2 separate regions of the Homo sapiens genome follow, and region 1 is linked to region 2. The links are chromatin contacts, found by Hi-C in ENCODE. All regions are on one chromosome and are shown on one strand. The core of a region is the stretch at or near the end of the contact, and the rest is flanking DNA. Distances in the headings are between cores, read along the strand shown.

Region 1 (5,124 bases), core at 2,579-5,078, 180 kb after region 2:
CATCCATCCATCCACCTACTTCCTCATTCATGCATTCATTCATTCATTCATTCATTCAACAAATATTGATTTCTTGACAATGATTTAATAGCGAACACTTCTGCATTGTGTACGGTTTTATTCTAAGCATGTTTCTTATATTAACTTACTTAGTATTGCCACTTTGCAGATGAGGAGACTTGCTCCCTGAAAGGTTGAGTCACTTGCCTACAGTCCCATGGCCCGTGGGCGGTAGATCCCAGTTTGAACACAGAGCCCATAGTGATCACTGCTGCACTAGGTGCTTCTCTCCCCTCTGCCCTGGCTTGTCTCCAGGGAGATATCTACCATGGCACCTGTGGGTTCACCTGCTCCCACATCTGTTGCCCTGCAATAGGGTGGAAGACTGTATCTTTTCTGTGTGTTGCTGGGCCCAGAGCAGGACCTCAACAGACGTGTGTTGACTGATTGACTGATCAGCTGGAGGGAAGATGGATGCAGCATGCCCTGGCAATGCAAGCCCGGGGGACCCTGAAGAGCACTGGCAGGGCCCTCTGCTGTGGATAGGGCAGCCCATCCTAGAACCTGCTCTCCCTGTGCCAAATCAGGGCTCAGAGCACAGAGAGCTCCAGAATAAGAACAACCACGCCCCTGCTCAGTGGCCCAGAGCCACCGGCTGAGGTTGGGGATGAGCTCTGTTTACCTTGGAAGGCCCAACCTCTTTTGTAACACTCACTCATTGTTGCTGGGAGCCCAAAAATACTTTTATTAATGGAAAAACAGGGATGGCTCCACAAAGAAATATTTTGACAAGCCCAGAGGAGCCAGCAGGAGGGTTCAGAGCATATCCTCAGGAAGCTGGGGTTTCTTATCTTCCAGGGAGCCCACGGAGGGGAAAAGTGCAGCACGCTTCTCCTGGCAGAGCAACCACCCCGTTTCCATGTGGGGCTCCCAGGCACGGCTTCCTGGGCTGGACTGTGCTGAGGTGGCTTTCTGCAACATGGCCCATTACCAGCTTATGCCCCACTCTGGATACAGCTCCCCAGGGCCCATTGGCTTTATTCCTGGGTCACTGCTCCATCCACGTGTTCTCCCTCATGGCCTGTTTCCTCTGAGTGCTAATGAAGGCTTGGAGCTCCTTAGACATCTTTCTGGGCTTGCCGTGGTCCCAGGCACCCACAGAGCCTAAGGTTCTTATATCTGCCAGGTGCTATTTTAAGCACCATTCCATGTGCTAACTCATTTCATCCTCACAACAGCTCTCCAATGGGTAATATTACTTTCATTTTGTACCCGAGGAAACCCAGGCACAGAGAAGTTAAGTAACCTGCCAAAGGCCACCCAGCTAGGGAGAAGCAGAGCTGGGATCTGAACACAGACCAGCTGGCCCTGGAGCCTGACTCTTTATTTTATTTTATTTTATTTTATTTCATTATTATTATACTTTAAGTTTTAGGGTACATGTGCACAATGTGCAGGTTAGTTACATATGTTTACATGTGCCATGCTGGTGTGCTGCACCCATTAACTTGTCATTTAGCATTAGGTATATCTCCTGAAGCTATGACTCTTTTTTTAAGATGGAGTCTTGCTCTGTCCCCCAGGCTGGAGTGCAATGGCACAGTCTAGGCTCACCGCACCCTCTGCCTCCTGGGTTCAAGCGATTCTCCTGCCTCAGCCTCCCGAGTAGCTGGGATTACAGGTGCCCGCCACCACACCGGGCTAATTTTTGTATTTTTAGTAGAGATGGGATTTCACCATGTTGGCCAGGCTGGTCTCAAACCCCTGACCTTGTGATCTGCCCGCCTCAGCCTCCCAAAGTGCTGGGATTACAGGCGTGAGCCACTGTGCCCGGCCGAGCCTGACTCTTAACTTCAGCTATGGCCATCTTTCTAAAGTGCATATCTGTTCGTGTCACTCAGAGTCCCCATACTCGATGGTTCTTCATTACTCTTAGAATCCATATTGGTTAGGGCACAGGTTTAGCTGTCGTACTAAAGATCCCTAGACAGCAATGGCTTAAGTAAGTTAGATATTTATTTCGCTCTCAAGAAGAATGTGGGTGGAGATCTAGGGTTGCTGTGGAGGCTCCCTGGTCATTAGGGACCTGAACTCCTTCTATCTGTCAGCTCTGTCTTCCTTAACACAGTTTCTACCTCATGGCCCATGATGGCTGCTCAAGCTCTTACCATCAAATCCATATTTTAGCGGGAAGGAGAGAAGGGAAAGTGGAGAATATGTCCCACCTCTTTAAAGGTTTGATTTCCAGCTCTTCCACTATGTGGCCTAGGGCAAGTCATTTGGCCTCTCTTGTCATCTGTGAAAAGGGGAAATATTTGAATTTTCAAAGGCTAGGAGGATTAGACAAGCTAATACATGTTGATATGGTTTGGTTGTGTCCCCACCCAAATCTCACCTTGAATTGTAGTTTCCATAATCCCCACGTCATGGGAGGGATCCAGTGGGAGGTAATTGAATCATGGAATTGGTTACCCTCATGCTGTTCTTGTGATAGTGAGTGAGTTCTCACGAGATCTGATGGTTTTATAAGGGGTTTTTCTCCCTTTTGCTGGGCACTTCTCCTTGCTGCTGCCATATGAAGAAGGACACGTTTGCTTCCCCTTCTGCCATGATTGTAAGTTTCCTGAGGCCTCCCAGCCATGTGAAACTGTGAGGTCAATTAAATCTCTTTCCTTTATAAATTACCCAGTCTTGGGTATGTCTAATGAAAACAGACTAATACACATGTCAAGCACTTGGAATAGGACAAAGTGCAACGTGAATACTCAATAAATTTTAGCGACTATGATTATGGATTGACTCTGTTTAGATGTCACTGCTCTTGAAGGCCTACCCCAGCACCCCAACGTGACCAGGTTTTGTGCCCTCCCACATATTTCTCGGCTCCCAAGCCTCCTCCATCCTTGCACTTGCCCACTGTTTTGTACTGTCAGTTGACCTCTCTCGCCCCGACTGCATGAACTCCCTGAAGAGATTAATTTCTGTCTTGTTTTCTGTCTGTATCTTCAGCATGAAGTTCAGGGCCCCATGGCAGTGCCCAGAAAACTTGTCAAATGCATGAAAAAAATGACTCTTTCTGGTGATGGCAGGCTCCCTATTTTACAGGATACTGCCTCAGGGCCTTTGCACGTCTTGTTCTCGCAGCTTGCAATGCATTTTCTCAGCTGTCTGCATGGCCAGCTCCCTTAAGCCATTCAGTTCTCCTCAGTGTCACCTCTTCTGTGAAGTCTTCCAGACCACCCTGACTAAAAAAGGCTCCTTTCCCCAGCCCTCCATATCTTCCTGCTCTCCTTTATGTGTTTTTCTTGGCACACGTCACCACTCAACTGTGTTGTCTATATTTGTGTGTTTCCTCTGAGTCTCCCCGCTAGACTGAAAGCCTTGTAGGGCAGCACCTGCATCTGTTTTGCTCGCAGCTGCATCCCAAGTGCTTGGAATATTTTAGGTACATGACAATGTCTATTGAATGAATACACAAAGGAAGAAGATAGCCTGTCTGATTTTTAAAATATAAGAAAAAATAGTCTAGCTATAGGTACTTCAGTCCTTTCCTTTCACAGGAGAGATGCTTGATGTTTCAAGGTTCACTCTCAAAAAACTGCAAACGAGATACCGCCCCGCTTCTTCTACCCACAGAGGGAGAAAGACAAGCCAAGCTGATCGCAGCCTCTAGGGCCAAAAGCCAATTCCCTCTCACTCCACGTCAGCTCTCCAGCTTCTAGGAAAATCTTCTCCATCTCTGAGGGCCGGGGCGTTCCTAGGGCTGCCGCTGGCCACTGTCACATCTCAGTTCAGCAGCTGGGAGCAGCGAGGGAGCCCCGTGGATGGGCAGGCTGTCACCGGAAACTTGCTGTCAGCAGCCCTGTGAGCTGCCGAGGAACATCGGGGTTCTCTCCAAATGCCTCAGAAACCTCCCTGTTGGGTTACATTCTGTCTTGGGGGACCCTGGGATTACCACAGTTCTTTGCAGCAGCCAGCGGCTGATTGGGAGGTAGCAAGATTCAGCACTTCTGAGTTGGAAAAAGCGGCGCCGGGTATTATTTTGGGAACAGTCAGTCATGAGAACCTCCAAGAGCTGATCAGGGAGGCTATTAAAAGCAAGACAATGTATTTTGAAACGAACCCGGCTGGGGAGACACCTCACTCTCTGCCACAACCATGGAACTGGGAGTTCTTTCCGGATGAGGTGAAACTTTCCATCGCTAGGAGATGGGGAAGGCCTCCCCAGCTGCCAGCCACCGCCCCGTTCCTTCTCCTCTGCCAACCCCAGCTGAGCACCTCACCCACCTCCTCGGCCATGTGACGGAGCGAGGGTTCTCTCCAGCGGGCTGAGCAGGTGGCCAGACCATCATGGTTGTGCCTGTCGTTCATTCATTCACCAAACATAGACAGGACCTGGGAGTCTGGCTCTGGAGCCAGGCTGCCACTCTCCACATTCACACTCTGTCGCTTACTATTTGCTGACCTTGGGCCTCTCTGCCTCAGTTTGTCCCGCCCCTCCTGCAAAATGGGGATAATAGTGGCCTTCATCTTAGAGAATTGTTGTGAGACCCAAATGAGTTAGTCCCTGTGTCCGTCACAGATGCTAGATAGGATAATTGACTGAGTACCACCCGTTCCAGACACCATGCCAAGTCCCGAGTAAGACAGACATGGCCCTATTTTCCTAGTCTAGCGGAGAGATGAGTCATAACCAAGTAAACAAACAGATGAGACAATTTCATATTGTGTTATTCACTCAACAAACATTTTTGAGGTCCGACCGTATGCCAGGCATCATTCTAGGTGCTGAGGACACGGCAGGGAATAAAACAAAGTTCCTGCCTTCGTAGAGTTGATATTTTAGTTGGGAGGCAAAGGAGACATAGAATACACAAATGAATATGTAATTTATTTGTGGTAAGTGATAAATGCTATAAAGAAATATGACAGGGCGTTGGGACTGAGATTTGTGGGGTGGGGTTGAGCTTCAGGGCAGAGGAACCTATTTCAGAGGTGAGGGTCATGGAAGAATGCATTCACAGGATGGCATTTAAACTGAGGCTGAGAAGATGGAAGAAGCCAGCCATAGACATGTAGGGACAAAGGGTCCCAGGCCAAAGGGAAGGAAGCACAAAAGCCAGG
Region 2 (5,586 bases), core at 2,597-5,096:
AGGAACACTGAGCTTAAATTGTCAAGTCAGGGTGGTCTGTCCTCCTGTGGGGCTCCAGGCTCCAGGGCCTGGCCAGGCACTCTCTTCTTGAATAGTTTATGTTATAAGGGGAGCAGTGAAAAAGTCTAATCTTTGTTTTCCTCTAATTGAAAAATGAGTACATATCTATGTAAAAAAAAATGAGAGAACAGGCCGGGCATGGTGGCTCGTGCCTGTAACCCAGCACTTTGGGAGGCTGAGGTGGGTGGATCACCTGAGGTCAGGAGTTCGAGTCCAGCCTGTCCAACATGGTGAAAACCTGTCTCTACTGGAAAAAAAAAAACCAAAATTAGCTGGGCATGGTGGCACATGCCTGTAATCCCAGCTACTTGGGAGGCTGAGTCAGGAGAATTGCTTGAACCTGGGAGGCGGAGGTTGCAGTGAGTCGAGATCGTGCCACTGCTCTCTAGCCTGGGTGACAGAGCGAGGCTCAGTCTCATTAAAAAAAAAAAAAAAGAAAGAAAAAGAAAAATGAGAGAACAGAGAAAACTGATAAAGGAAATGCTGGTATTATGTTATTTTTCCTTCAAAGACAATCACAATGAACACAAACCTTTTAGCAGATGATGTTTTCTTCCTGTTTGTTTCTGCGTGTACATTGTTTTATGACTAGGAACCATGTAGAACGTGGGTTTGTTGTTGTTGTTGTTGTTGTTGTTGTTGTTGTTTTTTGAGACGGAGTCTCACTCTGTTGCCCAGGCTGGATTGCAATGGCATGATTTCGGCTCACTGCAACCTCCGCCTTCCGAGTTCAAGTGATTCTCCTGCCTCCGCCTCTGCCTCCCAAGTAGCTAGGACTACAGGTGCACACCACCACGCCCAGCTAATTTTTGTGTTTTTAATAGAGACAGGGTTTTGCCATATGCAAATGACATTTTGAATGACAGCATATTTCTTTGAATAGACATCTCTAATTTACTTAACCAGTGCCTTATAGTCTCACAAGTTGATTTGTATTTTATTTTCACTTTACAAGTAATGTTTTCTTTTTCTTTTCTTTCTTTCTTTCTTTTTTTTTTTGAGACAGAGTCTGGCTCTTGTTGCCCACGCTGGAGTGCAATGGCGCCATCCTGGCTCACTGCAACTTCTGCCTCCCAGGTTCAAGTGATTGTCCTGCCTCAGCCTCCCAAGTAGCTGGGATTACAGGCGTGCATAACCACCCCCAGCTATTTTTGTATTTTTAGTAGAGACAGGGTTTGACCATGTTGGCCAGGCTGGCCTCGAACTCCCAGCCTCAGGTGATCCACCCACCTTGGCCTCCCAAACTGCTGGGATTATAGGCATGAGACACTGTACCCGGCCACAGGTAATGTTTTCATTCTGAATCCTGGCCCTTCCTAAAGCAAACAAAGAGAAAGTAGAGAGAGGCACTGACTCCTGCCCGGGGCCTGAGAAGTCACCTAACTGGGATCGGATAAGCCTGACCAACAAAGAAGCACTCAAAAATGCAGTTTTGTGTGTGATACCACAGAAAACCAGTGCTTAAGAATCTTGGCCTTGTTTTTGGATATTTCAGAGAATTGCCGGCTGTTTGAAAGGGCATCCAGATCTCTACACACTCACAGAAAAGTTAACAGAGGTTTATAGCATGAAGACTAAAAATAGCTACTGTTGATTCATCCGTTTATTCACTCCATAAATATTTCCTGAGCACTTACTCTGTCTCTGGCAGTTTTAATATTAGGGATATAGTGGTCAACACGTGCGAGAGAAATCCCTGACAGTGTGGGGCTTCCGTTCTAGTGACACACAGTAGTTTTTCTTGTAAGAATTTTGTTAAACTCCGTTGGTGTCTTGGGTGCCAGCATCACTGTCTTAGGTATTTTAAGTGGATTGTCTTAATGGCATCGTCCAATACTAGGTACTGTCATTGTTTTATTTTCCAGGAAACGGAGGCTTAGCAGGGTTAATTAACTAGTCCAGGGTCCCACAGCTCGTAAGCTGCTGTCTCTTGTCTCCCAGGTCTCAGCTCAGCTGTGTCTTTGGGACATCTTTCCAGACCATTCACTCTGTAGGAGCCACCTACCGCTGAGTAGCATATATTTTTTTTTTCTTGTTTTTTTTTTTTTGTTGTTGTTCCTACCTTGCCCACCTACAAAATGTAGGCTCTGTGAGAGCAGTGCCCTCGTTTGTCTTGTGAGAATCCCAGTGCTTAGCACAAAGGCTGGCACCTAGTAGGTGCTCAGTAAATACTGGCTGCTTGATTAAATGAGCGAGTGAATAAAGAAGAGGAGCGGCCGGGCGCGGTGGCTCACGCCTATAATCCCAGCACTTTGGGAGGCCGAGGCGGGCGGATCACGAGGTCAGGAGATCGAGACCATCCTGGCTAACACGGTGAAACCCCGTCTCTACTAAAAATACAAAAAAATTAGCCGGGCGTGGTGGTGGGCGCCTGCAGTCCCAGCTACTCAGGAGGCTGAGGCAGGAGAATGGCGTGAACCCGGGAGGCGGAGCTTGCAGTGAGCCGAGATTGCGCCATTGCACTCCAGCCTGGGGAGAGCGAGACTCTGTCTCAAAACAAAACAAAACAAAAACAAAAAACAAACAAAAAGGAATAGGAGCAACAGGGCATGGTGGCTCATGCCTGTATCCCAGCATTTTGAGAGGCGGAGGTGGGAGGATTTCTTAAGCCCAGGAGTTCGAGACCAGCCTGGGCAACATAGGGAGACTCCATCTCTACCAAGAAAAATAAAAAATTAGCTGGGCATGGTATTGCATGTTTGTGGTCTCAGTTACTTGGGAGGCTGAAGTGGGAGGATCCCTTGAGTCCAGGGGTTTGAGGCTGCAGTGAGCCATGATCGCGTCACTGCACTCCAGCATGGGATGGAGTGTGACGCTGTCTCAAAAAAAAAAAAAAAAAACAAAAAAAACCCAGAAACGTTAAAAAATCTCAAGAGTTTTGCATTCCTAATTCATTGGGGGTATAAGTGGTGGCAGGGCCCACAATGGGCTTCAGTGAGGGTACATGTTGAGCACTGGAGCCAGAAGGAGGATAAACAATGGAATCCTCATCTGCAGAGAAAAAGGGAATTCTTCCTTCCTGATGCCCCTCCCTTCTTCCTTCCCTTCTTTATCCGCGTGACCCATGGCTGCAAGGAAGGAGCCACGTCCAGCCTCCTGCCTCTTGTTGGACGTAGAGCTCTTAGACCCCAATGTGTGTTGCTCATGGACGCTCCCATAGCAGTGCCAGCTGCCATAGCAGGCTTGGAGGGAGGAGGCAGGTGGGCTTGGCAGTGCCAGTGGGGACCCTTGGTGTGTCTCTGCTGGGTTCCTGCCATTTGGATTCCTCCCTAGGTTGCCATCTAGACAATTGAGAGGTGGCTCTCAGATTCTACAACGAGATGAGATTGCCAGACTCCAGCTAAGAGGGCTGGCTCCGGGGTCAGCCTGCTGGACTCACATCCTGGCTCTGTCCCTTATGGGCTGCAAGACCCTCTGAGGTGCAGTGTCCTCATCTACAAGAGGGCGAGGATAGAAGCCCTTGATGTAGGACAGTCGGGAGGAGCAAGGCAAGTCATTCGCGTTGAGGGCTTTGCCACAGCGCTTGGCACACACTCAGCACTTACTCATGTTTTTGCTTATTGTTTTGGTGTCTAGGAAATTGCCTTCCACTGGATTCTGTCCTGTTTTCTGGAATTTTTTGGGCTCGTGCTGTGTGGGGTTGCCAGCCAGGCTCTGTGGCCTAGGTCTGTGTTAGAACCTATGACCGAGTGTCTTGGGTAAACACAAATGCATGAGGTGAGGGAGGAGTGCTGGGCACTGGGGCATGTGAAAGGGCCCAGGAGAATGAGTCATCAGCCCACGCTTAGTGACGGAGCACGTTTGTGTGCCAGGCCTGGGGGAGGTGAATGGTGTCTGCTCTCTGACCTACAAGCTCATGGCAAGATCAGAGGCTGCAGACAGAGCTGTGTGCTGTTTGGGCAGCGGGGTGAGCTTTATTATTTTATTATTATTTTTATTTATTTTGGAGACGGAGTCTTGCTTTGTCACCCAGGCTGGAGTGCAAGTGGTGCGATCTCGGCTCACCGCAACCTCCGCCTCCCGGGTTGAAGCAATTCTCCCGCCTCAGCCTCCCAAGTAGCTGGGATTACAGGTGCCCACCACTATACCCAGCTAATTTTATTGGACTTTTTTTCTTTTTTTAAGTAGAGACAGGGTTTCACCATGTTGCCCAGGCTGGTCTCAAACTCCTGAGCTCAGGCCATCTGCCTATCTCCCAAAGTGCTGGGATTACAGGATGAGCCACTGCACCCGGCCTATTTTATTTTTAGATTAGAAAAAAGTGTACTGAGTCAGAGTCACATGGTTTAATACTTAAAAGCTACAGAGGTGTAGCCATTGCAAAGTCAGTTTCCCTCCCACTCTCTCTAGTCAGCTACCCTGTACCCTTCCCCAGGCAGCCAGTCTTACCATGTTCTTCTGTATTGTTCTAGAAATTTTTAAGCATTTATCAAAAAAACCATGCATCTTTATATAGATAAATAGACATAGATTTTTTGTTTTTATTCTATTATTAATATACCCTACACAGTACATGTATTGTTCACTTAACAGTACATTCTGGCCGGCAGTGGCTCACGCCTATAATCCCAGCACTTTGGGAGACCAAGGTGGGTGGATCACCTGGGGTCAGGAGTTTGAGACCAGCCTGGTCAACATGGTGAAACTGTCTCTACTACAAATAGCAAACTTAGCTGGGCATGGTGGTGGGCACCTGTAATCCCAGCTACTCGGAAGGCTGAGGAGGCAGAAGAATTGCTTGAATCCGGGAGGCGGAGGTTGCAGTGAGCCGAGATCGCACCACTGCACTCCAGCCTGGGTGACGGAGTGAGACTCCGTCTCAAAAAAAAAAAATTCTGAGCTCGTTCCGTGTCAGTATATAACAACCTTCTTCATTCCCTTTTTGAAATTATTTATTTATTTACTTATTTGAGATGTGGGGGCTGTGTTGCCTAGGCTGTCTCAAACTCCTGGGTTCAAGTGATTCTCCTGCCTCAGCGTCCCAAATAGCTGGGACTACAGGCACACACCATTGCACCTGGCCTTTGATCATTATTTTAATGCCTTTGTAGTATTAAATTGAATAGTACTGTAGTTTGTTTAGCCAGTCTACCACTGATGGTCATTTAGATTATTTTTCCATTTTATTTGTCTGTCTGTCTGTCTGTCTGTCTATCTATCTATCTATCTATCTATCTATCTATCTATCTATCTAATCTTTAGAGGCGCTGTCACCCAGGCTGGTCTTGATCTCTTGGCCTCAAGTGAACCTGGGCCTCCAAAGTGCTGGGATTATAGGCGTGAGCCACTGAGCTTGGTCAGTTATATTTATTTTTTCTAATGGTTTACTATTACTAGAAATGTCACACAAGTCTTTGTGCCCATGTTAGACTGCACGGAATATCTGGAAGGGGAATGGCTGAAGTGAAGGTACATTTGTAATTTTGATAGCATCGTCAAAATGTCCTCCCTGAGGTGATGCCATCTTGGATCCTTGCTGGCAGTGACAGCGCCTATTTGTCCATCCTTGCCATTATTAAGATTTTT

The links. Hi-C counts contacts between places; a loop is a spot of excess contacts on that map. Pooled maps may share reads with other maps.
Region 1: a map of ascending aorta shows a loop between it and region 2 (2.5-fold over the local background). The contact joins two enhancer-like sites. A Hi-C loop is called at or near these places in 2 of 168 maps with a recorded cell type or tissue (PC-3 and ascending aorta) and 5 of 50 pooled maps.

Annotation. Positions count from the first base shown.
Region 1 is chr20:51,569,580-51,574,703 of GRCh38, reverse strand. No RefSeq gene overlaps it. Among named protein-coding and RNA genes, the nearest start is that of NFATC2, 29 kb to the right of the region's middle. RefSeq lists an enhancer at 3,855-4,355. Within about 2 kb of position 3,828, at least 7 of the 41 ENCODE cell types and tissues checked have a DNase peak (open chromatin) inside an H3K27ac peak, as active enhancers do; they include ascending aorta, where a contact is called at or near this core.
Region 2 is chr20:51,748,576-51,754,161 of GRCh38, reverse strand. The region is part of intron 1 of ATP9A (ATPase phospholipid transporting 9A (putative)); the gene reads left to right. Among named protein-coding and RNA genes, the nearest start is that of ATP9A, 17 kb to the left of the region's middle. RefSeq lists enhancers at 3,906-3,955, 3,703-4,313. Within about 2 kb of position 3,846, at least 22 of the 41 ENCODE cell types and tissues checked have a DNase peak (open chromatin) inside an H3K27ac peak, as active enhancers do; they include ascending aorta, where a contact is called at or near this core.